Linked DNA regions of Mus musculus: region 2 is linked to region 1. A link is a loop called in an ENCODE intact Hi-C map of the cell type or tissue named here. Cell type or tissue: left cerebral cortex. All regions are shown on one strand.

Region 1 (8,000 bases):
GGTAACATTAAGGAAATTTAAAGCCAAGGTTGGAAAGAAGGCTTGGCAGTTATGAGGACATATTGCTTTTTACAGAAGACAGGAGCTGTGCCCCCAGAACCCATGAGAGGAGGCACACAGCTGCCTGTGACTAGCTCCAGCTGTCACAAGCACCTGCAACAGGGAACACACCTTCCTCCTTCAACACACTCACACATAGTTTTAAACATTTAAAATACCATAACTTACATTTATTTTAGTGTTGAAAAGAATATGCCTGTAGGCCTGAGTTTTGCATAAAATGGCATTAATCAAGATAATAACAGGGTCGTATTCGATGTATTTGTCTACTGGTTTCTGGCAGGATTTCTGGGGAAAAAATACAAAATAACATTAGAGCAAACAAATGAACACATTCTGAAATTTCAAAGGAGTTAAAAATTAAAGATTGCTTTGGACTTTCCCAACAACAAGGTGTCTAGGCAGCTATTTAAAATCCTCAGATCAAAAACATTCACCCATGCAAGAAGTGGTTTCATGAATACTAAATATAAGCTTCTAGCTAGAAATACCAATATTTTACATTTATACTCAAGAACCTACAAAGAGAGCCAGATGTTGTAACACGTAACTGTAACCCCAGCATGTAAGACACAGAGGTAGGCATGTAAGATGCCGAGCCAGCAGGGGTTGAATAAGGAGACCCTGCCTCAAATCACACAAGGCAGAACTCAGACAGGAACTTGACTTAAAGACTCACCCCAGGCACAAAAGTGTTTCAGAAGGCATTACTTTCTTTTATTTATTTATTTATTTATTTATTTATTTAATGTAAGTACACTGTAGCTGTCCTCAGATACTCCAGAAGAGGGCATCAGATTTCGTTACAGATGGTTGTGAGCCACCATGTGGTTGCTAAGATTTGAACTCGGGACCTTTGGAAGAGCAGTCGGCGCTCTTAACCACTGAGCCATCTCACCAGCCCTGTAAGGCATTACTTTCAATTCCAATTTCATTTTTACCATTTCTTAAAAGTTAATCTCTCTAACACACTTCGGCTGACAGGCTGTGGTGTAGACTGTGGCTGTGGATCTGGAGGTAAGTGTTCAACAAAGTTCCTGTCCTAGCTTCTGAGAACTCCAGGAGGGCAAAGATCAGGGTGCAGTGTTAGCAACCTAAGCCCGGCCTTTTCTCCAATGAGATCAAGAGCTTGGAATAAAATGTTCTCCCTCTGCTACCACAGACACAGCAGCGTGCTGCTACACTGTGTGCACAGGCTTGGGTTGTGCAGCCTGGGCCTACGTCACCCAAATCAAGACTCCCTCAGCTTCCAAATGACTTCCTCTCAGACTCCTCTACCGTGAGGGGAAGAATTAGAACTGGGTTAAATCACATCAAATCACAGGTTATTAGACAACCCGTGGACATGGACATGGGAACAGTATTAGTTTCAAAGTTGCACCAATGCTACCATTCACTGGAAAAAAAAAAAAAAGAGTGGCTTCCATTCCAAGTGAACACTGAAAGGCCGACAGGAACAGAAATCACAGGCAGACCAGGATCACCTTTTAGTCACACCAAACCTAGAAAAAGTCAAGTGCATCGGAGAATTGTAACCCTGTACAACATAACAAAGCAGACTCCTGTCCCCGGGAAGACACCACTGTGAGGAACACCACGCCTCTCCAGTTACCAGTGAACTGGTAGTTGTGCTACCCTCTCAAATGTCAATCTCTAGCTGGGCAGTGGTGGCACACGCCTTTAATCCCAGCACTTGGGAGGCAGAGGCAGGCGGATTTCTGAGTTCAAGGCCAGCCTGGTCTACAGAGTGAGTTCCAGGACAGCCAGGGCTACACAGAGAAACCCTATCTCGAAAAACTTAAAAAAAAAAAAAAAAAAGTCAATCTCTCTGTCAAAATGGAGGCATAGAGGCTAACATTTTTTCAATTACCTGTGAGTTAAGAGCAAGCACTCTTAGATGTCGAGCCCAGGACGGAGGCTCTTCCCAGATCCCCTTTTTCTGCACAGATGTGGAGGTTATATCTCTTCCCCCAAGCCCAGAGATGCACCATTAGTGCCAAGAGAAACTGTTAAAATGGCAAGTCCCTCTCTGTCTTTTAAAAGCTAGCTAAATCCCACTTCTGGACAGTATCCCAAATGTCAGGACAAGGAGGCAGACAAATTTGGAAGCAGGAGGGGAAAGACCAGCATCAGGAAACACAAAACTCCTCCTATTCCTTCGGTATCACTTATCAGCCAGATGTTCGTGCTGTAGATGCGACAGGACAAGAGCTCTCCTTCCCCAGAACTTCATGGGCTCCAAGAAGCTAATCACCTGGAGCCACTCACAATCCTCTAACCTCAGGGACCTGACAGTTTAGAAGGCTAAGACAGCATGCCATCTTGCCATCTGAAGACTGTTACAATGAGAGGCAGTGACCTCTACCCAAAGAACCTCCTTCTACTACCCTGTGTCCATCCATCCTCACATAGGGAGCACGCTGACTTCCTCCATCAGTGGACCTGATGAATCAGTGAGTCCTTTCCCACCAGAACTCTCTCCACTGCTTCCTCCTGCCTTCACTTAAGAGTATAAAGAGGAAACACACAGAGAGACATTCATTCTCTCCCTCCCTCTCTTTCTGTTCTGGACCTCCTGCCTCCATCTCCCAATTGCAGGGATTACAGGCGTGGTGCTGGAGCCGGAATCTAAGGCTGCCCTACATGGCGAGCAACATCCCCGGCCGTGGTAAATGCTTTCCATTTCGGTTAAATTGTTGTATTATTTACTATTAAATTGACAAGTACCCCGATAAGACACAGTTTTCTTCTAAGAACTCTCTACAGTACCAGACCTCAAATACTGCTTCCATCTCCTCAGGATCAACAAGAGAATGACACGCTTCCTGCTACAATTCCTATTTCCTTAGTGAATCACATCTCTCTCCATCACTCGTTTATTCGCTTGAGACACACACTCTCTCTCTCTCTCTCTCTCTCTCTCTCTCGCGGCAATCGAGGCTGGAGTCCAACTCGTGATTCTCCTCCTGCCTGGCATGCGAGTGGAGTGCTGGAGTCATAGAAATGCGCCACCACTCCTGGGTGCCACAAGTCTTAGAACATCTATGGCCTAGGCAGTCTTCAAGCACATCCTTGCTTTCTCTTTCACACCATCACAAGGACCACTCCTCCCCCACGTGCTCAAGCTCCCAGGCCTCGCCCCGGACCACAGCAAGTTCGGATCCGCCTTCCTAGCCGCGCCCCGCCCCCCGGCGCGCTCACGCAGATGGTTATCTTGAGCACGCCGTGGCTGTAGTCCCGGTACAGCTCCTGAGCCTCTCGGTTGCACTCGATACAACGATACAGGCAAGAGGAAGAAGTCGCCGCTGCGCCTTCCGTGCCTTTCCCGGACCGCGTCCCCCTACGCCCGCCGGTCCCCATGGCCACTCTAGGGCTCCTGCTTCCGGCCGCTGGCGGAAGACGCCTGGACTGGCCTTGGGAGGGGCACCCAAGGGCTTACTGGGACTTGTAGTCCAAGCGCTGAATGAGTGCTTGAGGCTAACAGGGCGAGGACTACAACTCCCAGCGGGTACTGCGGCTGCGCGCCGCGCCCACCTGCCCGCGGCGGGCAGAGCAGGGCCGCGCCTGCGCCGTGCGGGAAGATGGCACCTGCCGGCTGCGGCTGCGGCTGCTCGGGCAGCTTGGGTGCTGCGGTGGTGCGGCCGCTGCTCCTGCTGCTGGGGGCGCTGGCCTGCGCGCGGGCCACCGAGCACTACTCTCCGCTGTCCTTGCTGAAGCAGGAGCTTCAGCACCGGCAGCAGCAGGAGGCCCCGGCGGGCGGCGGCTGTCCGCAGTCGGGGGACTGGGCGGACCAGTACCCGGAGTGCGGTGAGTGGGCCGAGCCGCCCTCTCCCTGGGCCGCCCCTGCCCAGCGTGGAAGCATCTGGGAAGTGGGGGCACCGGGGATGGGCTCAGGTGGGCGGCGGGGATAAGGACCTGCCTGGAGGGTGCCTGCTGGCGTGCACGGGCCAGGAAGTCAGACTTCTTTCTGCTTGCTCCGGTAGGTGATTTGCCCGATCCCCACCTCAGGAATCCAATCTTGAGAGGTGCAAGCAGGTTGGATTTGCGGGGTGACATGAGCACTGACCCGTGCTCCTCAGATGTACCCCCAACGGTAGAGAGAGAGCTTCAGGCCTGATTCCTGCGTGCATTCCAGCTGCTCAGGCTCATTCATTGGTCAGGCTCTGGGCAAAATGCACATGCTCTTTCTGTTTTGAGTTGTACAGTGGGCGTTTTTACCCATCAGTACCCTCTCCACTCTCCCTTCCCCTCAGTGGGTGTCCCTCCGACTTGCCGTGGGGAAGGTCTGGGTCTTCTATACCTAGTAGCAGCTGGCTGATAATGCCTTTTAAAACATCCCACCAATGTTCAGCACCATATGCCTACCCAAACACTACCTAGTTTCTTAGCTGAGATGCAGTCTCAAGATTAGTGCAATCTGACTTCCTTTGAGCACCATCTGACTTCTTGGAATGGCTTTTGGACTTATTTTGTGTCTTGGCTTTGCCTCCCAACACTGTTGCAGCTGATGTGGCCAGCATTCCTTAGTGAATCGAATGACCATTGTTAATGTCACCTCCTGATTCAGGGCAGGGGGTTACCTGTCTGTGAACTTGTCTGTAAATAGGAGACTCCGTTTACTTGACTATGAGGTTTTGTTTTTGAGAAAGGGTCTCTCTGAGCCCAGGCTGGCCTTGAACTTGCATTTACCACGATCCTTCTCTACAAACCCTCCAAGTTGGGCTTACAAGTGTGAGCTTCCATGCTCAACTTTACAGACAGATTTTGTCTTAACCACCAAAGGCTCTTAGTAGGAAATGCCTCTCTTCTGTTTGTCCCAATCCTGGACGATTACATGGAAGTTGGACTCTGTGACGCTTACCTCAGGCACCTGTCCTAGACTGTGGGGACAAATTCAGGACAGGCAAGTAAGCGTGTCATAGCCGAGGGGCTATTCTCATCAGTATTTACAGCCCCCATACCACCAACACAATGGTCTGCTCTAGATATCCAGAACCTCTCAGGTCTCACAAATCAGACAGGTCTGACCTCACCACGAGGGCACCTTTGGAATACCGTGGTCACTTTCTTACCTGCCCACGTCAAGCCAGACTCTAGACTTGGGGCAAAGAGCTGCAGCGTTATTCTCAGGTGCCAGTTGCTGAGGGGTAGATGCCTGCTTGGGTCTCAGTGTGCAGCTTACTTGCTCAGGCTCAGTCTCACACTGCAGCACCCCCTATGGTGGAGGAGAAAATGGTTCCAGTGAGAGCAAGTGGATCAGGCTGGAGGTGTCCGTCAGCAATGGCTGGCCCTGCTGGTCCCGGGTAAAGTGAACCTGGCCAACCTGCAAGGATGCTATGTGTCTCTGCAATGTTTTCGATCCTATTTTCCCATGAGAAGGTTTTTTTGTTTTTGTTTTTGTTTTGTTTTGTTTTTTTTTAAATATGATTTACTTATAGTTTTGTCTTTGTGGAGGGCGGTAGGTGTGTGCAGGTGGCCATAGAGGCCCGCAGAGGCCAAAGCGGGCATCTGATCACCTGAAGCTGGAGTTACAGGTGATTGTGAGTGCTAGGAACCAAACTTGGGTCTTAACCCCTGGGCCTGCTTCAGACCTGAGAGAATAATCCTACTCTTTTAGGAGAAGAAACTACCTGCTATATTATTTGTTCTTGCTTTCCTCTTTTTCTTTTTCTTTTTCTTTTTCTTTTTCTTTTTCTTTTCGTTTCTCTTCTTTGTTTGTTTCTTTCTTTTGCTTTATTTTGGCCTAGGCTGGAACTCACTATGTAGCTCAGGGTGCCCTTGAGTTGGTGACAGTCCTCCTGCCTCAGTCTCTTGAGTGCTGAGAATAAAGGCATGTGCCTCAAAACCTGAGAAACTTATTTTCAAAATAAAAATTTGTTTTTTTTTTCTTATTCCTGTGGCCCTATTTTTAATTTGTAAGTGTGGGAGGAAATACCGAGCGGAGTCTTTCCCCAATTCTCTTCCCCAGTCCCATTACACAATATGAAACGCTCTGTGCCTTTTGTCAACACTGAGCTAGTTAGTGTTCATTACCATTTTCCCAGGAGGAAACTGAAGTCAAAAGCTAAGCAAGCTTTCCCTCGGAAGAATCCAGGTTTGGGATTAATTTGATTTTGGGCTATAGTCTCAGTAGGTTTTTTTTGCATATCGGCATAATTTCAGTAAGCATTAATATAATAAGTCCTACATCTTAAACTTATTGAAAGTTATATTTGTTGTTTTGTTTTGTTTTGGTTTTTGGTTTTTCGAAACAGGGTTTCTCTGTGTAGCCCTGGCTGTCCTGGAACTCACTTTGTAGACCAGGCTGGCCTCGAACTCAGAGATCCACCTGCCTCTGCCTCCTGAGTGCTGGAACTAAACCACTACCACAGGTTTGAAATAAGTAGTTTTGCTTATTTGTTTATTTTTAATTAATTTTATTTATTCTTTTAACGAGTGCTCTGCAAGTACACCTGTATGCCAAAAGAGGCCATCAGATTCCCTTTTATAGATAGTACTGAGCCACCATGTGGTCGCTGGGGATTAAACTCAGGACCTCTGGAAGAGCAGCCGGTGCTCTTAACCACTAAGCCACCAGCCCCAAAACTTGTATTTTTAAATAACACTTAGGATTTCAGACTTTACATGTGTATTAAAATGTGTCACTGATCCTAGTGGTTTGGACTGTGTAGCCACAGGAAAGCTGTGTGTGTACCAGGCATGGATGAGTGTGCTGCACCTTAATCACCTGACTGAGTCTCTTACAGGGAGCTGAGTTTGGTGTAGGGTGAGCAGACCCGGGACACCTGACTAGAGGAGTGTTTGGGGGGGGAAGGGTGGAGTCCCACGTTGCCGATGTTGTGCAAGGCAGTGAGCGAAGACTGGCTGTACTGACAGAGGAGCTCTGGAGAGGAGCTCTGACTAAAGAATTCAGGTTTTCTGCTCTTTCTACAAACCTACATGGTGTGTCATTCAAGCAGAACGCCGCCTGGTTCTTTACAGATGTCTGAAGCTACATCTTAGTAATCAATCACACGCGTTTCTGGTAACTTCCAACACGCCTTTGGTTTCTCCTCCTCTGCAGTGAGAGGAGCGATGAACTTCTTTTCCTTTTGAGGTGTTCTGTCGTGTATCCCAGACTGGTCTCTAGCTCTCCACACGCCAGGCTATGTGTATCCCACACTGGTCTCTAGCTCTCCACACGCCAGGCTATGTGTATCCCGGACTGGTCTCTAGCTCTCCACACGCCAGGCTATGTGTATCCCGGACTGGTCTCTAGCTCTCCACACGCCAGGCTATGTGTATCCCGGACTGGTCTCTAGCTCTCCACACGTCAGGCTATGTGTATCCCGGACTGGTCTCTAGCTCTCCACACGCCAGGCTATGTGTATCCCGGACTGGTCTCTAGCTCTCCACAGGCAAGGCTATGCCTCTCAGCGTCTGATCCTTCTGCATCTAGCTCTCCACACGCCAGGCTATGTGTATCCCACACTGGTCTCTAGCTCTCCACACGCCAGGCTATGCCTCTCAGCGTCTGATCCTTCTGCCTCTAGCTCTCCACACGCCAGGCTATGTGTATCCCACACTGGTCTCTAGCTCTCCACACGCCAGGCTATGTGTATTCCACACTGGTCTCTAGCTCTCCACAAGCCAGGCTATGCCTCTCAGCGTCTGATCCTTCTGCCTCTAGCTCTCCACACGCCAGGCTATGTGTATCCCACACTGGTCTCTAGCTCTCCACACGCCAGGCTATGTGTATCCCACACTGGTCTCTAGCTCTCCACACGCCAGGCTATGTGTATCCCACACTGGTCTCTAGCTCTCCACAGGCAAGGCTATGCCTCTCAGCGTCTGATCCTTCTGCCTCTAGCTCTCCACACGCCAGGCTATGCCTCTCAGCATCTGATCCTTCTGTCTCTGCTTCCTGAAATGCTGAGATCACGGGTGTGTGCCGCCACACC
Region 2 (8,000 bases), 73 kb before region 1:
TCCAGGCAAGCACTTTGACCACTGAGCCATCTTTCCAGCCACTCTTGCTCCACCAGTGAGATGCTTCGCACTCGAGTTTCCCTTGAAGCTGGAAAGGAGAACCTGCTCGATCTGTGTCTGTCTACCTCTCTGTCTCTGTCTGCCTCTCTGTCTCTGTCTCTCATTGTCTCTTCTGGATCTAGGAGGATATCCTAGCTACCAGAGGCTGGAGCACTAGATACAAGATTCAAACTCAAGATCTGCACAGTTGTATTCCCACAGGTGACACTGCCCACGGTGCAGGGCAGAGATCCGTGTGTTTCTCTGGTGGTCTCATTACCAAGCAGAGCCATTGAGGTTGACAAGAGAGGCATTTATTAAACTGCTGTTGCCACCAAGCCAGGGATGACTGCTGATTTTTCCCTGCATGACCTTGGACCCTGACAACTTAGCCCATTATCAAACTTATTTTTTTTTGTATGCAAGACGTTCCTCTCTCTCATGAATTCAACTTCTCACCTCTGCTCTCTGGTTTGCAATCTTTAACACTATAAATGTTTGGGTAACAGGGCCCCAAATTAGTCTTGGCCCTCTAGTCTATGAAACCACAACAGCTCATAGAAGCTGAATGGGAGATTTCAAGCCTGAACTTCCTTTTTATTTTTTTTTTTAATTGGTGCATGTGTGTCTCACAGGCAGGTGCATGTGGATATGTGTGTGAGTGCTAGTGACCGAGAAAGCCAGAAGAGGGCTCTGGATTCCCAGGAGCTGGACACTGATATGGGTGCTGGGAACCTAACTCTGATCCTCTGCAAGAACAACGCAGTCGCACCCACTGAGCCATCTCTGGGTCCTCTGCAAGAGCAACGCAGTCGCACCCACTGAGCCATCTCTGGGTCCTCTGCAAGAGCAACAGGTGTTCTAAACAGCTGAACCATCTCTCCATCCCAGATTTTTTCAATTTATATAATTATGTCTACTCACTTAAGAGATGAAACAACAAGTCAAACTGCACTGACTACCATGCAATATGCAACAGAATGTGGTGTGTGGGGCTGTAATTTGGGACAAATATTCTCAGTCGTTAACGTATACACAATACCCCAAAGAGCTAAGGAGATGGTTCAGTAGGTAAAGTAACTGCTACCCAGGCAAAATCCCCAGAACCTTTATAGGCTCTGCACGAGGTCACTACATGTCTGGGATCCCAGTGCTAGGCAGGCAGAGACAGGAGGATCCCAGGGACTCACTGACCAGCCATCTTGGCCCATCCGTGAACCCCAGATTCAGTAAAAGACCTTGTCTCAGAATGTGAGGTGGAGTTCTAGGGAGGCGAGCACTGGGCATCAACGTTTGCCCTCTACAAGTGCATGCAGAGGTGTGTACCTATACATATGTGCACATGCATGGACAACACACACACACGTACATTCAATAAAACAAATGAAACAAAAATCAAAAAGAAGCACATGAAGGCCGGCATGCTGGCAAATGGCTCGGTGAGTAAAGCTTCTCTGCCGCCGAGCTTGACGACCTAACTAAGCTCCATCCAAGGAACCCAGGTGGCAGGAGAGAACCAACTCCTAAAAGTTGTTCTCATGCCAACACACTCGCATCATGGCACACAGACGTGTACACACACACACACACAGAACAACAGCTGTAAGCTTATAAAAGCATACCAATTAAACTGAAATAAATTCAGAAAAATATATTGACAGTCACCAGCTGCTACTTTCTCCAAGCCAACGAGGCTTGAAAGAACAGGGTGCTGCCCCCACCGCCCCCGTAGCCTTCCACAAATCCATGGGTTAAGCATAAATACCATAAAACAGTAAATAACACCTAATGGCTTGAGTCCCACACAGGGGATTATGCAGAGGATGATACTTACCCCTTCCCACAAGAGTCCAAGTTCAATGTTACTTACGGTGGGTTCAAAGTTTTCAAAGTAGCTTAAGCACACACAGCTAGTAACATGCAAGGCTGAGGTATGGAACCAAGGCTGTGGGACCCCACAGAAGAGTTTCTCTGCAGGGGTGCAGTTCATGGCAGGGAGATGGATTCTCAATTGTACTGTAGGATCACTAGTGTTGCCAGACCTTTCAGAGTGCCCGGAGAAGCTGGGTGTAAGGCACATTATCCCTGCTGAGAGTCCCCACACTAGGACATTGAACAGGTTTCCTTCTCCAACATAGAGTTGCAAAGAGTTCTCTAGTTACTTTTTTTCCCCCTATACTTTTCATTTAAAACAATGTAGCCGTGTGTTACGGCTCACATCTGTAACCTCAGCACTCAAGAGGCTGAGAAGGAGGGTGGTAGTGAGTTCCATGCCAGCCTGAACCATACCGTAAGTAAAAGAGGATCTTAAAAAAACCACACACACAAAAACTTCCCTAAATATTAAATTATCATAGCAACATATGTTTATTGTAGGAGATGAAAGTCTATAAAGAAAACACAGGAAAGCCACATCTCTATCTGGCTGCTCTGGGCTGTTTGCACGCACTTAGCAAGCTGCCTTATTTTCCTGCGGCTCTACTCTGTGTAACTGCAGGCAATAGTTCTTGTTGGACAGTCTTGGCACCTCTTACACCTTCCAGGGTGGGTTTCTGAAGGAGGGGTGTGTGAAATGCACCATGAACAAGTGACTCTAACCTGCTCGTCTAAGGAGACATCAAGGCCTGTCGCACAAGGGTGCCGGATAGAATGTCAGATGAGGAACTGCCCTGACCTTGTCTTGTAGGCTGGTGAAGGGCCCAGGCAGACTGTCACAGCTCAAGAAGAAGAAGAGAGCAAAGAGCAAAGTACCAGGTCTAAGTAGCTAACAGTAGCACTACCCGAGGCCAGTGCCCAGGAGGGTAGGCTGTAGGCAGATGTGCTTGATCTCTTTGGTCTGCATCTCTTCCACAGCTCCAGTAGCAGAGCCTGAGGCAAGAGAAGTGCTCTGGAGAAAAATCACACTTTTTTCCTGGAAGGACACCCCCTGACGTCCCCAATCTCTTCCATAGCCCAAGAGACACTGCCTTTCTCTACAGGTTTAGAGGAATTCTGGGCATAGAACTAGCTGGGGACTAAGTGAAAGAGGAGACAGTTCTCTGGAAGTTGAAAAGGGGAAAGCTTTATCTGTTCAGTGAGGCAAAGCTGATGGAGTCTACGGTGGAAGAAGGACAAGGCTCTAGGGTTCTTGAGCAGGGGTGCTCTCTCCCGGCCTTGGCAATGGATTTAAGGAAGACTTCAGGTGGGTTCCTATGGCCAGCGGGTAACAGTTTCACTCTTAAACCTGTCTCTCACTTACAAGGGGGGAGGGAGCTCTGACAGTGTGCCTTAGACTTTGGGTGAGAGCCCTGCTTCTGTGCTTCGGGAACCCTTTGCCTCAGAAAGGAAACTTAACAAGTCGTTTTCATAACCTACCAATCTGATACCCAGTGCAGAGCACGTGGTCCACTGAGTCTTGGTCAGATAGTGACTGCTGGGATCCTTGAATGGATGTATGTATGTATGGATGGATGCATGCATGCATGCATTCATATAGATCCATGATAGACAGATGTATGCATACATAGGTGAATGAATGCACGAAGGATTGGATGGAAGCATGGGTGGATACCCATGCCCAGTGTATGGATAGATGGATGCATGCATACATAGATCGATGGAATGATGAACATGTGGGTAGATGGAAGGACGGATGTGTGTGTGTGTGTGTGTGTGTGTGTGTGGACGGACGGACGGACGAATGGATTGGATGGATGGATGGATGGATGGATGGATGGAGTGATTCCTGTTTGGCCCTCAAGCCCACCAAGAAGGGGTTCAGAGAATCTCTTTTCTTCCACCCTGGCTGGCGTTCCGCACAGCCGACGCTCACCTTGTGCTGCTTCCACGTTGCCCCCAGCGGCTTCACCTCGTGCTTGCTGTGCCTGCCTTCCTCCAGGCACATGTAGCACACAGGGCTCCGACAGCTCACGCAGTACATGCTGTAGTTCTCCATCTCGTGCTCGGGACATGTGGGGAACTTTCGCGGCGCGCTGGCCCCGGCACCCCCTGGGCTCCTGCATCCTCCTGCGCTGGAGGCAGTGGAAGTGCCTGTAACAGCAGGGGTAGCCTCTGGGGGTGTGGGCGGCGGCGGTGGCTGAACTAGCCGATGCTTAGCGAAGGGGCCCCGGGACGGGTGGCACTTGAGCTGGCAGGTGGCGCAATAGAGCACGTCGCATTGCTCGCAGAGAGTGGCTGCCGGCTCCGGTGGGGTGCGGTCGCACAGCTGGCAGATGGCCACCGCCGGGGCTGCAGCCGCCCCCGGAACAACCCCACGGCCCTGCTGGTACCGCTGCACAATGCCCTCCAGTAGCCGGTTGCGCTGGAAGCCTCGCAGGCCGCGGTGATCCAAGGAGGCGCTGCGGTGGCACTGCGGGCAGGTGATGGAGCTGGAGGACGAGCAGAGCGAGGAGCAGGCGGCGCCTCGGGCCGCGGCGGCCGAAGAGCCCGGGGGCGCAGGCACCATGGGCAGCACGCGGACTCCATTGGGGGACTTGAGGCTGGGGGTGTAGGAGCCATAGCCGCTGTCAGTCTCGCTGTACAAGCTCAGCTTGTCCGCGTGGTCTCCGCCACCGGTCGCCCCGCCGCCTAGGCCTCCGGCTGTGTTAGCTCCCGCGCCTCCGCTGGTCGCGCCGGCGGCTGCGTCCTGATCCGGAGGGGTTGCGGCGGCGGCGGCACCTCGCGAAAGAAGGAGCGGCGGGGGCAGGTGCTGCTCGCCGTCCGGGGTCTGAACCGCGATAGTGCGGGCGCACGGCAAGCAGACATTGTGAGAGCAGGGCAGGATGATGGGTTCCCGGAACAGGGATCCGCACACTGGGCACTTCAGCTCCTCCTCCATCGCCGCGCCCGCGGCCAGAGCCGCTCGGGACCAGCCAAGAATGGTCAAGGCTCCGAAGACAAGCGCAGCTGGGCTGGCGATGTCAGCGCTCTTGAGTCAGGAGGCGGGGGTATTTCACGGGCATGCTGTCTTCACCCGAGGGTGGCACGCCCCCTCTCTGTCCTCAGGCCACCGCCCTAAGACGCTTGGCCGCCAGAGAAAGGAGGGGTCCTCACCTCCTGAAGGCGAGGCTCCCTCACCGGAGGCAGCCGTCTGAAGGTGGCGGGGAGCCCTCGCGGTGGCCTCCGAGGTTGTCCAGGTGTTGAATAGGCAGCAGTAGCGCCGTCCGGGGTACCTCGTGCCTCCACTCCACGAAGGACCAGTGACCCGCTGCTGTGAGCCAGCAAGGCTACTGAGCCCGACTCCGCAGCGCCGCTGCCCCGAGTCTTCTTTCTGCGAGCGCCCCGCCCCTACCCAGCTCTTGGCCAGTGCCCGAGTGGCGGGGCCAGGGCTGGTTCAGCACCACCAGACGGCGGACAGCGCCCGCGAGAGGATGGGCCCGGAGTCCGCGCCCGTCCCCCCTCCCGCGCGCATCCTCCGCCAGGCTGCTGTGCAGCCGCGGCCACCTCGGCATCCCCCGGCCCGGAGACCGTCGCCGTACCGCTGCTCGGGCCGCTGCTCTCTGAGCTGCCTCCTCGTAGGCCGGTATTGAGCAGCGTCCCAGGCTGGCCTCGCCGGCTCCGGTTCCTGCAGCGCCCCTGACCTTGGCCGCGCCACGCTGCAGCGGCGGGTGGGGGGCGAGCACCCGCTGGCTCGGGAATCCCCCTCCCGGCCCCACCGCCTCCCGCGCCCGCCCGCCCGCCGTGCCGCGCGCCCAGGAGTTGTAATTTCCAGAGCGAGAGTAACGGGGCGGGGGGCGGGGAGCCAGGCGTCAGCTCAGCGAATGAGGGCTCGCCTCTCGCGGCTGGCAGTCAGGGGCGGGTCGGAGGGCTTCGTGGGGAGGATCATTGTGGAGAACTGCTCCGTTACGGATGGAGACTGCACGGTGAATTAGCACGGCGCCCCGCCCAGCTTGCCAGAGCAACCCTGGCCAGCTCCCGCCCTGCCCACTCCTCGCCACCATGAAAGCGTAAACAGCGGTCCCTAAAAGGCCAGTCGCTTGAAAAAGGCCTCGCAACACAGCGCGACAGTCGGTTCCTAAATCTATTTCCTCCCCGCAAAAAGCTTTCAAGGCACAAAATGTCGGACAGCCTCGCGCCAAAGGGCGAGGTTTGATTTATGCATCTTTTTACAAGCCTTTTTTTTTTTTTTTTTTTGTCTCCTTGGTTCTACTGGGGCTAGTCGTGGAAGATGAGGGCCGGAGGACTTGGCGAGGACACGGTGAAGGTTGCCAAATACAACCTCCCCAGGCTGCTCGCGAGTGCGGAGAGGCGGGAGGCAGCGAGCAGGTGTTCTCTTTATGAATGGGAGCTTCCTGCAACGTCGCCGCCCGCGCGCCTGGCTGCCGTCTGCCCGCTGTTCTGCGCTGGGTAGTGCCGGCTGCCCAGAGAAAGGAAGTACGCGCTGGGCATAGAGCTAAGGGCGAGCCCTGGAAGGGAAGAGCGCGTGGAGCGAAATGCGCACCACGCGGCCCTCTCTTCCTGTGCGATTCAAGCTGGCTTGGAACAGACAAGGAAATTGTCGATTTAGAAAGGATGTGTCAGTCAGCGTGCTGGCTCGTGCTTGTAATTCTAGCACTTGGGAGGCCTAGGCAGAAGGATTGCTATGAGTTCAAGGCCAGCTTGGGCTACATAGTAATTTCCAAGCTAGTCTGGGTGTTACATAGTAAGACTCTGCTGAACTGAAACAAACAAAAAAAAAAAAACAGCAACCGTGGCGCAGACTCCTGCTGAAGGAATGCAGGGCCCCAGCCACTGTCAGCATTTGGAAAGATAGCAGGAGGAGAGAAATGAAGCCACAGACTAATGAGGCAGCTGCCTTGGCCTGGCTCTGTGCCTAAGGGATAGAACCTCTGGTGGAAGGGAGGTCACCAGGAAAGCCATTGCAAAGCACCCCAGTGAAGCCCATATCTTTACAGGACTTCCGGGGTCCTGCAGCTTGCTTCCACCTGTCCAGTCTGGAAAATACTATAACAATATATATATGTGTCCGTGCCAAATTGTTACAGTAAATGCTCTGGACTACTTTCTATGCATCTCAGTTCAGCTGAATGGCTTACAGAAGTCTGGCTCCATGTTTAAGGGTAGGCTCCTGCTAAACCGGACATCCCAATTAGCCCTGCTTCAGGAAGCAGTGCTGCACGGTGGGGGTGGGGGTGGGTATGGAGGCGGCAACTGTCCTAATCCACTCTCTGTAGATGAAGCTTCAGTCACCTGGTCCTGCCAGCAATACACTGAAAAAAAGAAATTCTTCAGAAAGTCACTATTGATCCTAAGGTCTAGGAGAGTCACAACTTGGGTTATTGAAAGCTCTTCAAGAAGCTGGAAGGTGGTGGTGCACGCCTTTAATCCAAGCACTCAGGAGTCAGAGGCAGGTGAATCTCTGAGTTAGAGGCCAGCCTGGTCTACAGAGCGAGTTCCAGGAGAACCAGGGTATACAGAGAAACCCTGTATCAATAAGTAAGTAAGTAAATAAATAAATAAATAAATAAATCCTTTCTGCTGAACCCAGCTACCCAGCTCAGTCTGCCCTGGGACCAACTGGAATTCATATCTCTTAAAAACCTCATGATTTTATAGTAAGCACAGTAAGTGACTCCTGTTTCTCTTTGTCTTTTTCAGACCTGGGTAGCCTACTTAGGCTTGGACAGGGTGGCACTTTTAGCCAAGCGTGTGTGTCTCTGCACATGCAAGACATACTGTGAAACCACTCCTAGCTTGGCCTATAGTAAGCAACAGACACGTGAAATCTGAGGACTTGGAAAGTGGTGATGAGAAGACAGCCTGGGCCACAGAGTGGGACCCTAACTCCACAAGCAAACAAACCAACCATGACAAGCCACAAAGAAACAAGCAAACTTCCTCTTTTGCTTTCCTTCAAAACAGAACACTCGGGCATCTTGCCACATCCTCAGTCCCCATGGCTCTGTAGCTCAAGTCAGCTCAGCTGTGTGGAAGGCTGGGACCTGGGCTCTGCCCCGTGGAGGGAGGCTTCCTGTCCTTCAGCC

What was found. A loop is a pair of places that touch in the nucleus more often than their neighbours do. Peaks named below come from ENCODE experiments on the same cell type or tissue, not always from the same donor. Only the 100,000 strongest peaks of a DNase experiment are listed, where the experiment ranks them.
Region 2: a loop joins it to region 1, with 2.2 times the contacts of the local background. A loop is called at or near these places in 2 of 42 quality-filtered maps.

What each region holds. Positions count from the first base shown.
Region 1 is chr8:124,717,604-124,725,603 of GRCm38, reverse strand. It overlaps Ttc13 (tetratricopeptide repeat domain 13), which reads left to right and starts at 3,632. Exons shown (of 23, transcript NM_001373939.1): 1 at 3,632-3,867. The coding sequence starts at 3,642. It overlaps Arv1 (ARV1 homolog, fatty acid homeostasis modulator), which reads right to left and starts at 3,438. Exons shown (of 6, transcript NM_001368372.1): 1 at 3,262-3,438; 2 at 229-348. The coding sequence starts at 3,420. In left cerebral cortex, CTCF peaks have their summits at 3,456 and 5,267; DNase peaks (open chromatin) are centred at 3,221, 3,530, 4,205 and 5,281; H3K4me3 peaks cover 2,242 bases; H3K27ac peaks cover 856 bases.
Region 2 is chr8:124,790,756-124,798,755 of GRCm38, reverse strand. Trim67 (tripartite motif-containing 67) reads right to left here and starts at 5,737. Exons shown (of 10, transcript NM_198632.2): 1 at 3,851-5,737. The coding sequence starts at 4,855. It overlaps Gm46059 (a long non-coding RNA gene), which reads left to right and starts at 6,369. Exons shown (of 3, transcript XR_001778718.2): 1 at 6,369-7,452; 2 at 7,615-8,000. In left cerebral cortex, CTCF peaks have their summits at 4,158 and 5,320; DNase peaks (open chromatin) are centred at 4,623, 5,352, 5,806, 6,334 and 1 more place; H3K4me3 peaks cover 2,821 bases; H3K27ac peaks cover 303 bases.